Regions from separate parts of the Homo sapiens genome. Here all the other regions are linked to region 1. Evidence: chromatin loops called from intact Hi-C (ENCODE). Cell type or tissue: mammary epithelial cell. All regions are shown on one strand.

The links. Hi-C counts contacts between places; a loop is a spot of excess contacts. Peaks named below come from ENCODE experiments on the same cell type or tissue, not always from the same donor. Only the 100,000 strongest peaks of a DNase experiment are listed, where the experiment ranks them.
Region 2: a loop joins it to region 1, with 6 times the contacts of the local background. A loop is called at or near these places in 7 of 110 quality-filtered maps.
Region 3: a loop joins it to region 1, with 4 times the contacts of the local background. A loop is called at or near these places in 2 of 110 quality-filtered maps.

The regions. Positions count from the first base shown.
Region 1 is chr12:127,106,610-127,111,609 of GRCh38, reverse strand. All of the region lies in intron 1 of LOC107984449, which reads right to left. Among named protein-coding and RNA genes, the nearest start is that of LINC02405, 49 kb to the right of the region's middle. In mammary epithelial cell, a CTCF peak has its summit at 2,821 (motif pointing left); DNase peaks (open chromatin) are centred at 2,809 and 3,669; H3K27ac peaks cover 1,088 bases.
Region 2 is chr12:127,271,164-127,276,163 of GRCh38, reverse strand. LINC02376 (long intergenic non-protein coding RNA 2376) reads left to right here. Exons shown (of 4, transcript NR_146537.1): 3 at 590-715; 4 at 1,643-1,893. Among named protein-coding and RNA genes, the nearest start is that of LINC02376, 11 kb to the left of the region's middle. In mammary epithelial cell, no CTCF peak of the experiment used is centred here; DNase peaks (open chromatin) are centred at 2,383 and 3,103; H3K27ac peaks cover 2,773 bases.
Region 3 is chr12:127,228,950-127,233,949 of GRCh38, reverse strand. No RefSeq gene overlaps it. Among named protein-coding and RNA genes, the nearest start is that of LINC02376, 53 kb to the left of the region's middle. In mammary epithelial cell, no CTCF peak of the experiment used is centred here; a DNase peak (open chromatin) is centred at 2,919; H3K27ac peaks cover 3,039 bases.

The DNA of each region.
Region 1 (5,000 bases):
GTAATATATATCATCAATATTTTTTCCTGTTTATTATTTGTCTTTTTATGTTCCTCATAATGGATTATTTTTGCCATGAAAGTAAAATATATATATATAGAGAGAGAGTCAAGTTTTTAATTTTTCAGTTACATGTGGAACTTGGTCATAGTTGAAAAAATTTTACCTAGACCCAGATGATATAGGAATTCACCCTTTTTTTCTTTCCATTTCAGTCTAATCCATTTGGAGGATCATCTAGTGCATGGTGTAAGGAATGCATAAAATTATAACTCTTTGAACAAATAACTATAATTTATTCCAACACCATTTATTAAAAAGTCTCTATTTTGCCCCCTTGAATTGAATACTGTGGTAACCATATACTAGATGTTTATATGCAGTTATGGCTATTTTGAGACTCCCTGTCCTGTCCCATTGATCAGGTTGTTTCTGCACCAGATCCTCACTGCCCCCTTTGATTTAGTACCTGGCATGACTAGTTCCCTTCCAGACTTGCATTTCGGACTTTCCTGGTTATTCTGGTTTATTTCTTTTGCTATATAAATTTTAATATCAGCTTGTATAGCTCCAAGAAAATGTTCATTACAATTTTTATTGAGGTGGCATTAAAGTTATACATTAAGTCAGAGAGAATTGAAATATCAGTGATGTAAAGATGCCCTATCTAGAACAAGGAAGAACATAGCTATTCAAACCTCCTCTTATCTTCAGGAGAGTTTTATACTTTTCTGCTTGTTGGCTTCAAACATTTCTGGTGTATTTATCCTTAAATGTATTGTTTGTTTCTTGTTGCCGTAATAAATGAGATCCATGGATTCATTTTATCTTCTAACTGGTGAATATTTGTGTCTACAAATGCTATTGATTTTTGTATGTTAATGTTGTACATTGCTGTCTTGCTGAAATCCTGTAGTGTTTTTGTTAGTTTTATCATTGATCCTCTAGATGTATGATCAGGTTCTCTGCTTATGGAGTTTTATATCTTCATCTCAGTCTTTATGTCCAAATTGTTTCCTTTTGTCTAATTGCCCTAACTAGTTCCTCAAGAACATTGTGAAATAATAGTGAAATTTGTTCATATTCTTGCTTTGTTAATGATCTTGGTGGAGGTCCTTCTAGGGTCCCCTCATTATGTAAACTATTGGCTTTTAATATTAAAGTCTATGGCTGGGCGCGGTGGCTCATGTTTGTAATCACAGCACTTCGGTAGGCCAAGGCAGGTGGATCACGAGGTCAGGAGTTCAAGACCAGCCAGGCCAACATGGTGAAACCCTGTCTCTACTAAAAATAAAAAAATTAGTCAGGTGTGGTGGTGCGCACCTGTAGTCCCAGCTACTTGGGAGGCTGAGGCAGGAGAATCGCTTGAACCCGGGAGGCAGAGATTGCAGTGAGCCAAGATCACACCACTGCACTCCAGCCTGCATGACAGAGCGAGACTCTGTCTCAAAAAAAAAAAAAAATTAAAGTCTATACCCACCATTTTTATTTTCTCAACATTTTTTTGGTCAATGATGTGTGTTTTTCAGCATTTATTAAGATAACCATTCTCTCTTTCTTCTCTTCCCACACCCACCCTTCCATCAGCCTGTCCGTCAGTTTCACACCTTCCAGGGGTTGAATAAGAGAGAAAAGAGGGAGGGGACAGTAAAGATCCTAGAGGCATCACTAACTTCCCAAGCTGGCTTTACTCTCTGGCCTTAGTAGAGGCTGCTGCTTTCTCTTATGGGTACTTTCACATATTTCTCAATGGTTCCCTGCTGGACCCCAGTGATAATTCCTCTGGTTCAGGAATAATTTGCTTTTACTGCCCCCAATTCCTTGCCTGCTTCTATTCATCCTGCCAACCACCCCACATAGATGCTCGCTCACAAAGGCTCCAGCTTGGTTTTCCATGCTGCATGTGTAGGGTGACATCCATTCCAGTTTTCCCAAAACTGTCTCAGGCAATTTCTGGTGTCTTGGCATAATTATTAATATTCTCCTGTTCACTTTCAAAAGTCTCCCTATTTGGGCAATAAGAGACCTAGCTTCCTTAGAACTGGGCACACCTGGAGTACAGGTACACATGGCCTTCTTAGTTTTGGGGCACTCTGAGCACCCAGGTCTCTCCTCACAGAGCAGCCCCCAGACAGCTCTGCCACCAGACAGGTAACGAGGCCTCCTTAAGACCTGCATATCTCTGGGGCAGGGATCATATCACAATCCATGGTGTCTTCCTGTTTCGAGCTCTTCAAGGGTCCATCAAGCAGTAAATAAAGCAAGTAGCATCTCCCCTTTCTCCCCACTTTAGGAACTACAGAGCTCATCGAGGAGTTGTTTGTTTTTTTCTTTACAATCTCCTCCATTTTTTTACAATGGCATCTGGATATTGGCCCCTAGGTTGTGTCCATCTTCACAGCAGCCTGGGACACATTAGCATTTAAAAGCATACCAGAGCCAGATTCAAATTTTTACGCATCCAACTGTTTCCAACATAGCTGGTATTTAACCATTTAGAACTGTCCTGCTTTGTATACGTTGCAAACTGCATCCAACATCTGCTAGTCATAGATAACGACAAACTTAGGAGCTCTAAAGCCCACCAGATGGCTCTTGCCCTTTGGAGGTCTCTGACCCAGAGACTCCCTACTGGGCTGCAGGACAACATCACCTGGACAGGTGAGTCTCACCTAACCCAGGAGTTCCCTTCTCCTCCTTTTTATCTGGGTGATGGGCCACACACCACAGCCTCTGGACCAGCTGGTGCTGTGAGGGACCTCCTCTGTCTGTAGCTATGCTAGAGTTCAGTGGATAACCACGGGTGCGCTCCTGCCACCTGGTGGTAATATCTCCTCTCTTTTGAAACCCATGATTTCCCCATCTGCTCCCTCCTCCTGACATTTTTTATGTTTTTAAAAAGGTTGAAGAGCATTAGGCATTATTGAACAAATTTTCAGACATTCCTTTGAAAATCTGCATTTTGGTCTGTTACTTTATTTTGAAAATCCTGATGTTTGGCCAAAACTTCCTGCTCCACCTGTGTTGAGCATCTTCTATAGAGCGTATTGCAACATCACAAGTGCATTTATTAGCTGGAATGAATACTTAATCCGTGGGTGAGGTGTTACCCTGGGATCTCATTTAATACTAACAACAAGGAAATCTATGAACATGTACTTAGGCTCTAAAAGTGTTAAAGGAAAATAAGTAAATCCTGAAAGCAGGCTGAGACTCCTGGGGATTTTTACCATCACTCATTGACAGCTAAAGATTTGATAGTGATGTGAAAGGAAGAATGGTTTGATTTTACAAATGTCTGCTTGTAGCTTTTCTGTTTTCTTTGTTGTATCTTGGTAACTTTCATCCCTCATGAGGCATAGTTATTACAGGGAACATCTTATGTATGCAACAAAACCCTTTGCACCATATACTTTAGAGTTATTCTAAGAGGTTTTCAAGGGCAATTTTACTACACGCCGTATTCCACTTGTATTCTGAATTTAGAAAACTTGTGTAAGGTACAAGAGTAGGAAACATGCCAGAAAAGAGAAAAAAGAAAGTAAAATGTTACACCTGTGCCCAGAAGACTTAAGTGCTGAGAGGGGAGCTGGGCTGTCATTGAAGTTTTGTTCTAATCCCAGTCTAAAATGACTCATTGTGGTTGGCACACATGAAGATGCCAGTGTACTGAGAGGTAAGGAGCAAAGGGGAAGATGGTGATACAAGATGAAAGAACAAGTCAGCTCATGCCCCGAGGCTGGTGTTTGAATTTTGTTCTAATCAAAAGGAGAAGGCTCTGGAGGGTTTCAAGCGGAGGAGAGATGATGCTTGATTTATTTTTCTAAGTGATCCCTCCAGCAACTCCACGGAGAATGTATTGTGGGACTTAAATATCAGTGATCAGATGGATGTATTGAAAACCATGGAAGGGCCAGGGGTAGTGGCTCACACCTGTAATTCCAGCACTTTGGGATGCCGAGGCAGGTGGATCATGGGGTCAGGAGATCCAGACCATTCTGGCTAACATGGTGAAACCCTGTCTCTGCTAAACATACAAAAACTAGCTGGGCTTGGGGGCAGGTGCCTGTAGTCCCAGTTACTTGGGAGGCTGAGGCAGGAGAATGGCGTGAACCCAGAAGGCAGAGCTTGCAGTGAGCTAAGATCACGCCACTGCACTCCAGCCTGGGTGACAGAGCGAGACGCCATTTCAAAAACAAAACAAAAAAAAAAAAAAACATGGAAGACAGTTGAGAGATGTGGACTCAAGTCAAGTCAAGATAAGGGTTTCTTTCTAAGCTTTGCCTTCCGTTCCCCTTCTTAACCTGTGGACAGCCAGGCACTGCCGTGATGAATGTGAATTTTAAGCACTAATGTTCTAATGAAATACATACACTAATCAGCACTGTAGAATTGAAGATCAGGTCTTCAGGTAGAAGTAATTGAAGGCTGCATTCAACCCCCAAGCTATCGATCTGACTGCCAGGCAAACTACACTATCAGATTGAAAGAAATATCCAGAAGCTAATTGCTGGAGTCGTGAATCTCTACACAGTTATTAGACTCACAATGAAACCTCATGAGAAAAAATATATTAATGTGGCTCCAAAAAAGTTGCCTGGTTTCTATTTACTTTTCATTGTTCAAATAAAAGACTGTCTCTGAAATGAAGAAACTGAAATAAATGTGTTGACTTAGCCCTGGCTGCCCATCTACTACACTATCACACACACAAATGCAACATGAGCATAAAAGGATCCTGGAAACAGCATAGAAAAAACTCAGCAATGCCAAAGTCTCAGTAACATACCCCAATCCCCAGAGATACCTCAGCATGGGAAAAGACACAGAAAAGAAGGCAATGTTTATTGTTAAGCAAGTGCTGCAATTGAGTCCCAGAAATTCAGACATTTCTCCAAACTTCCTGGAAATTCCTGCTATAAACAGTTCTTTTAGGATAGCAGGCCTGCAATCTCAGTTTCCTACTCTCAGAACTTTTCCTTCCAGTATGTTCTTGTTTC
Region 2 (5,000 bases), 160 kb before region 1:
AGTGATGCCTGCTATTTCTAGGCTTGGGTCCTAAAACTTTCCATGGGGCCACCCCCCACCCCATGCTTTACTGCCTCCTTGCCCTCTTCTCTTATCTATGGCTGGTGGGTGGAAGGAGCTTTCTTACCTCCCCAGAACCAGGAAGAAAGCAGCACCTCCCAAAACCCTCAGACTAGGAATAGTAACAGTGGACTAATGGGTGAATGAGACACAAACAAACCAAAACAAGTTTTATCGTATCGAGCCATTGTCATCTTGACGTTGTGAATACTAAGGTTTAGATTCCCTGACTAATACAATAGATTATCTTTGCTGCTATTTTAAGCACATTTCAAATAATTGATTCACTTAAATTTCACACCCCTCCTATGAGGTAGAAAATATGGTGCCTCTCATTTTATGGTGGAGAAACTGAGTCATGGAGAAGTGAAGACACCTGCCTGAGGTTCTGATGCCCGTCAATAGTGGGGCAGAGTACATGATTCAGAGCTAATGGTGCTTCCCTGTCTTGCTACACACTTTGCTCTTGCCATCGTATTGTTTTTTGCTCATTTTAATGACTTCCTATTTACTTCTGCATCTTATGCAGAGTATGAAGCCCTGAGGGCTGAGACCACATCTGCCTGGTTTTCTGTGGCAGCTGCAGCATCAACACTGGCTCTTCGAAGAGTAGCAGCTGATGAACATTACTCCGGCAAACAATTTTCTCTGCTAGGTGAGTGGTTCCAGAAGAATATCAGGGAATCTGCCTCTCCTTCTCTGAAAACTGCACAGAACAATGAGCGAAAATAAGGCTCTGTTTTGAAGGAAACTTTGTCATTTATCCATATCTGCGCATTGATACAGAAATCGGATTTTTTTCACCCTGAATTACTTTTCTAATTGTGCATTTCTTTACCTATGGTTAAGCATGCCATTTACAACTAGGGTTTTTTCCTTGGATTGGTATGCAAATCCACTTGATCTACATTGTAAGTTGGTTTTAAATTAATTTTTTTCATTGATATCTGGAATATTCAACTAAAAGATTCTAGTCTTGTTATTTCATACCCGTCTACTCCATTTGCCCAGAAGCAAGTGTGACAAAGAAGTAGAGTTTAATCATCTTATTAAATGATTGCTAGCCGGCTCCTTTACTTAACAGCTACTCTGGTCTTCTTAACAAGTTACTAATTTCATAGTAGGAATAGAGTTTTCAAATATATAACTAACGATTTGTCTACATTTAATTCTGTTTGACTTTTTCCAAAAGTATGAAGTTATATTTGTAAGAGCTTTGAGAGGACTTGGGCAATAATTTGATGTCTCCAAAAGATTCGGATGCTGTATTGCAATTAGATTATTTCCCTAGATTTGACATCCTCATTTAGGCTTCACGGTCATGTGCAACTTTCTAGTTAAAGTCACTTCCCTGTAACGTTCAGAATGATCAATATGAAGCCATCCCTTTATAAGAATCGTGCCCCACTGGACTGACTTATGCAGTTCCAAAGGAGGGGTTTTGGCTTGCTGCATAGGATTTTTCTGGAAATACTTCCAGGAAAAAAAAAGCATTTTGCCCACAGAAGTCACCCCCAAGATTATCTGTTAGAATCAGCTGTTTTATTCTGAAAATATTTATTGAATTTTATCTGTGTGCCAGGAACTGGATAAATGCAAAGGAAGGAGGGGAGAGTGTGTCAGACGGGGACCCTGCCCTACTGGAGCACACGCATCACCACCTGGGTTAGGACGGCCTCACCCGTCCCCTGGACCTTCACCTTATGTCCCAGAGAGGAGACATCTGCTAGAGCAAAGAAAATTCATTGTCATATAAAACAAACAAGAAAACACACACACACATGTGCACACACACATACAGAAAGCAAATAAAACATTGTTAGATGATGTAAATTGTCATATCAGTGTGTGCAGTGGTACCTATAAAACTGTTATGTGGCTGGGCGTGGTGGTTCATACCTGTAATTCCAGCACTATGGGAGGCCGAGGTGGGGAGATCACAAGGTCAAGTGATCAAGACCATCCTGGCCAACATGGTGAAACCCCGTCTCTACTAAAAATACAAAAATATTTAGTAGTAGGGTGTGGTGGCGTGCGCCTATAATTCCAGCTACTTGGAGACTGAGGCAGGAGAATCTCTTGAACCTGGGAGACGAAGGTTGCAGTTTGAGCTGAGATCATGCCACTGCACTCCAGCATGGTGACTCTGTCTCAAAAAAAAAAAATGTTATGTACACAGGCACAAAAACTCAGTAATTCCATTCTGATGAATCCATCCTAAACTACTAAAGCAGAACAGCACAAAGATGCATGCATGAGAGACAGTTAGGAGGGAGGGCTCAGGAGCCAGAAACACCTTAGTCTAAATCCTTGTTTGAGCAGAGGTTACCTGACTCACCATGTAAAAACCCTATGTCTGAGTCCCTGTAATCTCGCCAATAAAATGGGGAAAGTCATATTGCCAACTCCTAGGGTTTTGCACAGGTTAAGTACATTTTATGAGTGTGGTGAGCCGGAGCACCTCCTTATTAAGATTAACCCCACGTAGAGGGGAACATGTTTCCCCCACATATCTACAGCATCTGGTACAAATTTGTGGATGCCTTCAGATCACTGGGGCAATCATGTGCTTTCTGGACAGTGGCTCCTAAAAGCCAATATGGTCATTGCCCTGAGCTGTCACTGCACATGCAGACCAACCAGCCACATCGCCAGGGGCTTGCTGACATTACTGAACTTGGATACAACTCCACACCACCTGGAGAGTCTGGAGTATAATCAGGCATCCTCAGAAGCATAAAAAGAAGTGGGTTGTTGCAACCAGAAACTGTGCAGGGGTGACACCTTATGTGTAAACTCAACCAATGGGGAATAGCCAATAGAAAAAAGCCACCTTATTTTCCCCCATGACTTACTCCTTGTGACAGGATTTCCCCTTGAAGCCAGTCTGCAGAAGGCATTGGCGCCAAGTACCCTGGCCAGTGGCCCACTGTGTGTCACCACTAGTCATCATAAAACAGTAGATATCACAGGCCCTCATTCCTCAATGTGGCCTCACCTCTTCAACTTCCTATGTTCTCATCCCCATTGCTGTGGGCGTACAGCTCACCCAGGAGGCATTAGACTTACAAATCCTGGACTTCAGCTTGGTTGTGGCATGCATGACTTAATAGGAATGAGGAGAGAGAGAAGTGGATTGATCATGGGTTGAAGTAGTCAGAAAAGGCCTCATGCAGAAGTCAAGGACTAAGCAGGACTATGACAGACAGTCATAGGACAGGAAAGGCTCTAATCTTGGCAGAAGAAGAGCATGAGCATGGCACTGAGTCTTGAGTGAGCATGGTCAGATAACAGTACAAGCCACAAACCAATGACTATTGCAGGGAAGCAACAAGAAACAAAGCTGGGAGCTTTGAGGCAACAGGAGATGTTTTACTCCATGCTTGAGCCCTTCAGACAGCAGGGGTGAGGGTCATTGTGACATTGAGCAGGAGAGTAAAAGTACAAATGTCCTGTTTAGGAATATGAGTAGGCCCACCAAGTCAATGAATGGGATGATGGTGGTGGATTCTAGGGGAGAGATTCACAGCACTTGCTGGAGTCCCAGGAGAGTCCATGGTGGGGACTGGACAGGTGTGATGCTCCCAATTAAGTGGCTCTTCCCTGGTTTCTCTATTCTTCTTCAGAGACGGTTTTTCAGCTCAGCACTATTGACATATGGAGTGGATGATTCTTTGCTGTGGGGCTGCTCTGTGCAATGTAGCATGTTTCATCATGCTGGCTTCAACCCACTAGATGTCCTGCCACCAGCTGGGACAAAGAAAAATACCTCTGAAATTGTCAAATGCCCCCTGGGGGGACAACATTGCACCAGATTAAGAACCACGGCTTGGAGACATTTTTTTCTTCTCAAATCTTTCATTAGAACTTTGCACCTCTTTGCCCTGAGAGCCATAGCACCTTTTTTATTGGTCGTCGAGGACAGCGTGATGCAGGGAAGGAGCCCACACTCTGCATCCTCACATAGGCCTTAAGAATATCTCACTCTCCTCTTCTCCAGGAGGTGAGAAACCTTTGCTGTTCATTTTTCACAAAGAGGCCTCAGCCCAGAGCAGGATTGAGGGCCACGTGCAGAGATGAAGCACTGCGGTAGGCAGTGTTGAGGGAAGCAGGCAACAATGCTCTGTCATTGCCGTTGCGCTCCCTCACGTGCAGAGCTCCTTAGACTGTGACTGAGGAATAGCTGTGGGGCATTGAACCTGCTGTGCCATGACTCTGACCTAGTGATTAATGGAGCCCCACGATCTGCACATTTCACATTAGCAACACGCCTTCCATGGAGGTGCGACTCTTGACGGATGCATCTTGCTTTCTGAGGTGCGGGCTGGTCGCCCTGGAGTTAATGAGGTGGCGATACACAGCCTGACATTGTGATCATGGGACAAGACTCTGTCCTCATGAATGAAATGATTATTCATGTTTTGCTAATTATTAATTCAAATGTTAACTAGCACTAAACAGAAGCCTGTGCCATCTGGGGGGAAAAATTGTCTTTATTGCTGTTAGAGCAGAAATCCTGTTTGGTTTACTAAATATATATATATTTAGTATAATAATGTATATGTAGCACTATGTAGATATATGGTATAGTATATATATGCACACACTGATAGTATATATATATACATACAGCATGTGTATATATACTATTATACCATACTGTATATATAATATAGTATTTATACTATATATGCATGTTTTATTTATATATACATATATATACACACACACAGTATATATGTAGTATAAATACAGTCATTCATATATTTATACACATACTGGCTTCCAGATATTGTGATATTATACATCCCACATCCTGGAAGGGTTTTGATACTACAGAGACTCTTGTGGGTCGAATTGTAAATGGAAAGAGTTGGAAATTCCAGCCACAATCCAAGCTGGACACAACCCTCCTTGGGTGGTTGAAATAAAGAGACATT
Region 3 (5,000 bases), 120 kb before region 1:
AGATTTTTTTGCCTTTTCTTACCTTAACACACAATAAAACAAATGATCCACAAAGAATAAACTATTTAATCTGACATGTAAGGTTTTAAATATGCAAACATTTCAATATGTAATAAAGCAAGTAATAAATGAAGTTTGGTGTACTTTATAGATTTTTACAATGCTTTTGAAGAAAATTTGGTTAGAAACATTGTTTACTATTTAACCAATTACATTCTGGAACCTATTTTTTTGTTTGTTTGTTTTTTAGTGAATCCCAATTCAGAAATATTAACATCACCACAAATGTCACAGTGTCATTATAAAGACCGCACACTGTACATTGTTTTGAAGTATAATAGACTGAATTTAGAAGTGATGGAAATTGTTTTTTTAAGGCTTATGGAGTTTTCCTGTTTCTTCAGGGAATGAAGTTTTAATGAAATGGAGTTTGTATTGTTCACTTAGGGAGTATCTATCTATTACCCAGGACTTTTCTGAATTAGTTAGGAAAACGTGAAATACAGGAATAGACAAATCCTCAGATCCCAGGGGCTTAATCCAAAAGGTTAAGATAGCATCTAATTTGCTGTGGGTTAGAAAGGGAGATGCAACCATCACTCTGCTCTGCATAGTCACTCAGAGGCCCAAGCTCCTTCCATCACATGGCTCCACCATCCTGTATCCTGGCAGACCTCAGCTAGAACTTACACATCTGGCCAGTGCATGGGTAAGAGCACAGCTGGAGCACAGATTGATCACATGGGAGGATATTATGGTCCAAACCTGGGAGTAATAGGCATGACTCCTCACCCCAACTTCATTCATCAGACCCCAGTCACAAGGCCCACCGTACTACATTGGAGGATGGAAAATGCAGTCTAAATGAATACCCGGAACAAAAGGGAATCAGATTTTATGACCTATATCAATGTGAGCCACACATTCACTATATGTATTGATAGTACTCCATATTTAAACCCAACTCTGCAATACGGAATAGAAAAACAAACAAATAACCTACATCTCCCAGGCTTCCCGCAATAAGGATATTGCATTGGAGGTCTACTCTTAGGTTTGGTGATTTTCTAGGAGGCATCACAGGACTCAGCATATAAGTTTTACCTCCAGCTATGATTTATTATGGATACAAGCAAAATCAGCAAGAGGAAACGGCCCATGTGGTGAAGTCCAGAGAAAACCAGGCTAAAATTTTGAAGAGTCTTCTCTCTTTGTAGTAAACACTTTTAATTCCTCCAGCCTCAAATTGTGACTACAAGACACTCAAGACACTCTTCGTTCCCCCAGCCTCAAATCATGACTACACACTTGAAATATTATCTACGCTAGTTCCATTGGAAATTCAATGCCCAGGGCTTGTATTGGAAGCCAGTTACATAGGACCCCTCTGCCCGGCATGCAGCAAAATTCCAGACTCCTAGAAGGAAAGCAGCAATTCAGCAAGTGAAGCAGACATTTTTCCTGACTCCTTCATGGACGGGAACTGGAGTGTGGGTGCTGGAGCTAGCTGGTCACTTCGGTGACAGCAGGGACAAACTTCACTTACTCAAACCCATTGCTTCAACCCCTTATGAGAGGCAGCATGCAGGTGAGTGGGCGCAGGAGGTGGGGTGAGTGCCTTTGGGCACCAGCAGGAACAAAACTCCATGCAGGGCCTGCGGCAGTATCTAGGGGGATACCCACCACCCTCGAAGCCCTGGAGGGCGTGTGTTACAGTGCTCTCTTTTGGCCTTGCTGTCCATGGATGGCTTAAGTGTTAAACAGTTCAGTGGGCCCTCTGCCTTTTCACATGAAGTGGTTGCTCTCCACCAGCAAGGCCAGAGAGTCACTGTGACAGCCTTTAGCATTCACATCCGTGGCAGCCAAGCTCTTATTCAGTGTCCAGGAAAAATCAGGTCGCATGAATGAACTGAAGGGTGGTGAATGGGGAGGATTTATTGTTGATGAAAGTGGCTCTCAGGAAGGAGAGCTGGAAAGGGGATGGAGTGGGAAGGTGTTCCTCCCCCAGACTCCGTTCAGAAGCAATGCCGTCAGGCAATCCCTCTGAAGTCAAGCTGCTTCTCTCCATCATCAAATTGTAGTCTCCAACGTCCAGCTGCTTATCCTCTTCTCCTCCACTCTCTGCAGGTGGAACCTGGGGTTTTTATGGCACAGGATATGGGGTGGGGCAGGCCATGGGTGGTTTTGGAAAAGGCAACATTCAAGCACATGGAAGCCAGTTACATAGGAACCCTCTGCCCGGCGCGCAGCAAAATTCCAGACTCCTGGAAGGAAAGCAGGAATTCAGCAAGTGAAGCAGAACATTTTCCCTGTCCCCTTCATGGACAGGAACTGGAGTGTGGGCGCTGGAGCTAGTTGGCCACTTCGGTGACGGCAGAGGCAAACTTCACTTACTCACTTCACTTACTTCACTAAAAATAGGAATGCATCTTCTCATTTTGGCCCACAGTTCCAGGCTTGAGAGTGGGGCCCTTGCCAGAGACCTGCCCTTTTCTGCCCAGAATTTCCCTGTCTAGTGTCTCTATCACGAGGACCATGTTGTTTAGGCAAGGTAAGCCCCTTGTATCAGTTTTGAGAATGTGAGTACCTACCCAAAATCCAGGTTACCAGATGCCAGCCAATGGAGAAGCATCTCGAGCCGCCATCTCTAAGGATAGTGTAACTGCCCAAAGGGTCCACTTTGCCCGCTACCTAGACAGAGCTGATTTATCAAAACAGGGGAATTCCAGTAGAGAAAGGGTAATTCACACAGACCTGGCTATGTGGGAGGCTGGAGCTTTATTATTACTCAAATCAGTCTCCCTGAGCATTCGTGGATCAGAGTTTTTAAGGATAACTTCGTGGGCGAGAGGAAGTCAGTGAGTCAAGAATGCCAATTGGTTTGGTCAGAGATGAAATCATACGGAGTTGAAGCTGTCCTCTTGTGCTGAGTCAGTTCCTGGGTGGGAGCCACAATATCAGATGAGCCAGTTTATTGACTTGAGTGGTGCCAGCTGATCCATCACGTATAGGGTCTGCAAAATACCTCAAGCACTGGTCTTAGGTTTCACAATAGTGATGTTATCCCCAGGAGCAATTCGGGTAGGGTCAGAATCTTGTGGCCTCTAGCTGCATGACTCCTAAACCGTAACTTCTCATCTTTTGGCTAATGTGTGAGTCCTAAAAAGGCAGTCTAGTCCCCAGGTAAGAAGGGGGTTTGTTTTGGGAAAGGGCCGTTATTGTCTTCGGTTTATACTATAAACTATAAACAAAGTTCCTCCCAGAGTTAGTTCAGCCTATGCTTAGGAATGAACAAGGACAGCTTGGAGGCTAGAAGTAAGATGGACTTGGTCAGGTCTGATTTCTTTCACTGTTTCAGTTATAATTTTGCAATGGCAGTTTCAATAGCAGTCTTGGGCCTGCTGTGTCTACTTTTTCTTCACAGATTAGCATATAATTTTGAGTGGCAAGTGTGAGAGTTTTTAATATGGAAGCTGAATACATGAGAAAATTGATGGCCATCATCTCCTTGCTCATTTTTTTTTTTTTTTTGATGTGAGTGGTAGAAACATGGCAACCCTTCTGAGACTAGCTGGGGAAGCTTCTCAGGTATGGCAGAGCCTATGAGAGTCTCTTCCCTGGATGACACAGAATCCTTTTCAGAATTGTCCTTAAAAGCTCAGATTAGAACCCCTTCCTCACTTCTGACAATTCTCTTTGATGTTCACTAATAACTCCCTTCCTACAGATATTAAGTGAATCTTGTGAATGAATGACTCTTGTTTCCTGCAATGAGAATTATATTAAATATTATAGCCACATTGCTTTGGAATAAAACAAAAAAGCATCAAATCACAAACAAGAAATCCCAAGGAATTGCAAATATAAAGAAATTGCACACATGTAAATATAAAAATTTATTTTGCCACTTCTATTTTAACATTGTGGGATTTTATTTTTAAAAACTTTGATACTTGGCTTCTCTTGAAAAATCAGACTGGTTGGCAACTTTAAGGAAAAAAGCAGAGTTTGACAATAAATATAAGAGAATTTATGAGGCATATTCATTAATCACTGATTATTCATCAGCTAAGATAATTAATTGATTATTGAATGCCTACCATTCCCAGACCCTGGTCTAGGAGCAGAGGTTAAAGTAAAGATAACAAGAGGGGCGGATGCTCCACTTGTATATATACATATACACATATATATGTATATATAAAAAAAAGAGCCTGGGGCCCTGAATGACTCTATGGAGCAGCAGCTGCAGCCCCCACTGTGCTGCCCTGGACAGTGAAATGCTGAGATCTTTACTGTGTTATGCTCCTGAGATAATACCAACCCCTAAGCCCAAGCACTGACATGTGATTTCAGTACCCAAATTGGCATTTTTATTTAGGATTCAACTGGTGTCAATGTATTTTGAAGCAGAGGTTGTACTGCGAAGTATGTCTAGATGCAACAAGTAGACCCTCTAGATAAAAAACTGGTAAAAAAAATTTTTTTGAATTATTAGCCAATAATTAAAAATTCAGAAATTTTACATGAAGTGTAAATGTCCAGTATCTTCTTATGGTTGGCAGAATTTTATTCTCTCTGACCTTTTCCCTCCACATCTCACCTTTGAAGATGTCACCTTATATGGCAAGAATGACTTTGCAGATATAATTAAGATTACTAATTAGGTGACCATGGAATAGGGAGATAACTCTGGCTTATCCAGGTGGGCTCAATGTCATCACAAAAGCCCTTAAAAGCAGAGCTTTCTCTTGGCTGAGAGAGGATGAGGAAATCAGAGAGATTTGAAGCATGAGAAGGATTAAATGTGTCCTTGCTGGCTTGAAGACGCAGAGGTCACGTGGAAAACATGAGAAGGACATTAATTTTGCCAACATCCTGAATAAGCTGGGAAGAAGATTCTTCCCCAAGGCCTTCAGTGAGGAATGCCACCTTGCCAATACCTTGATTTCTGCCTTGCAAGACCCTAGAGGGAGAACCCAGCCTGGCAAAGCTGTTGA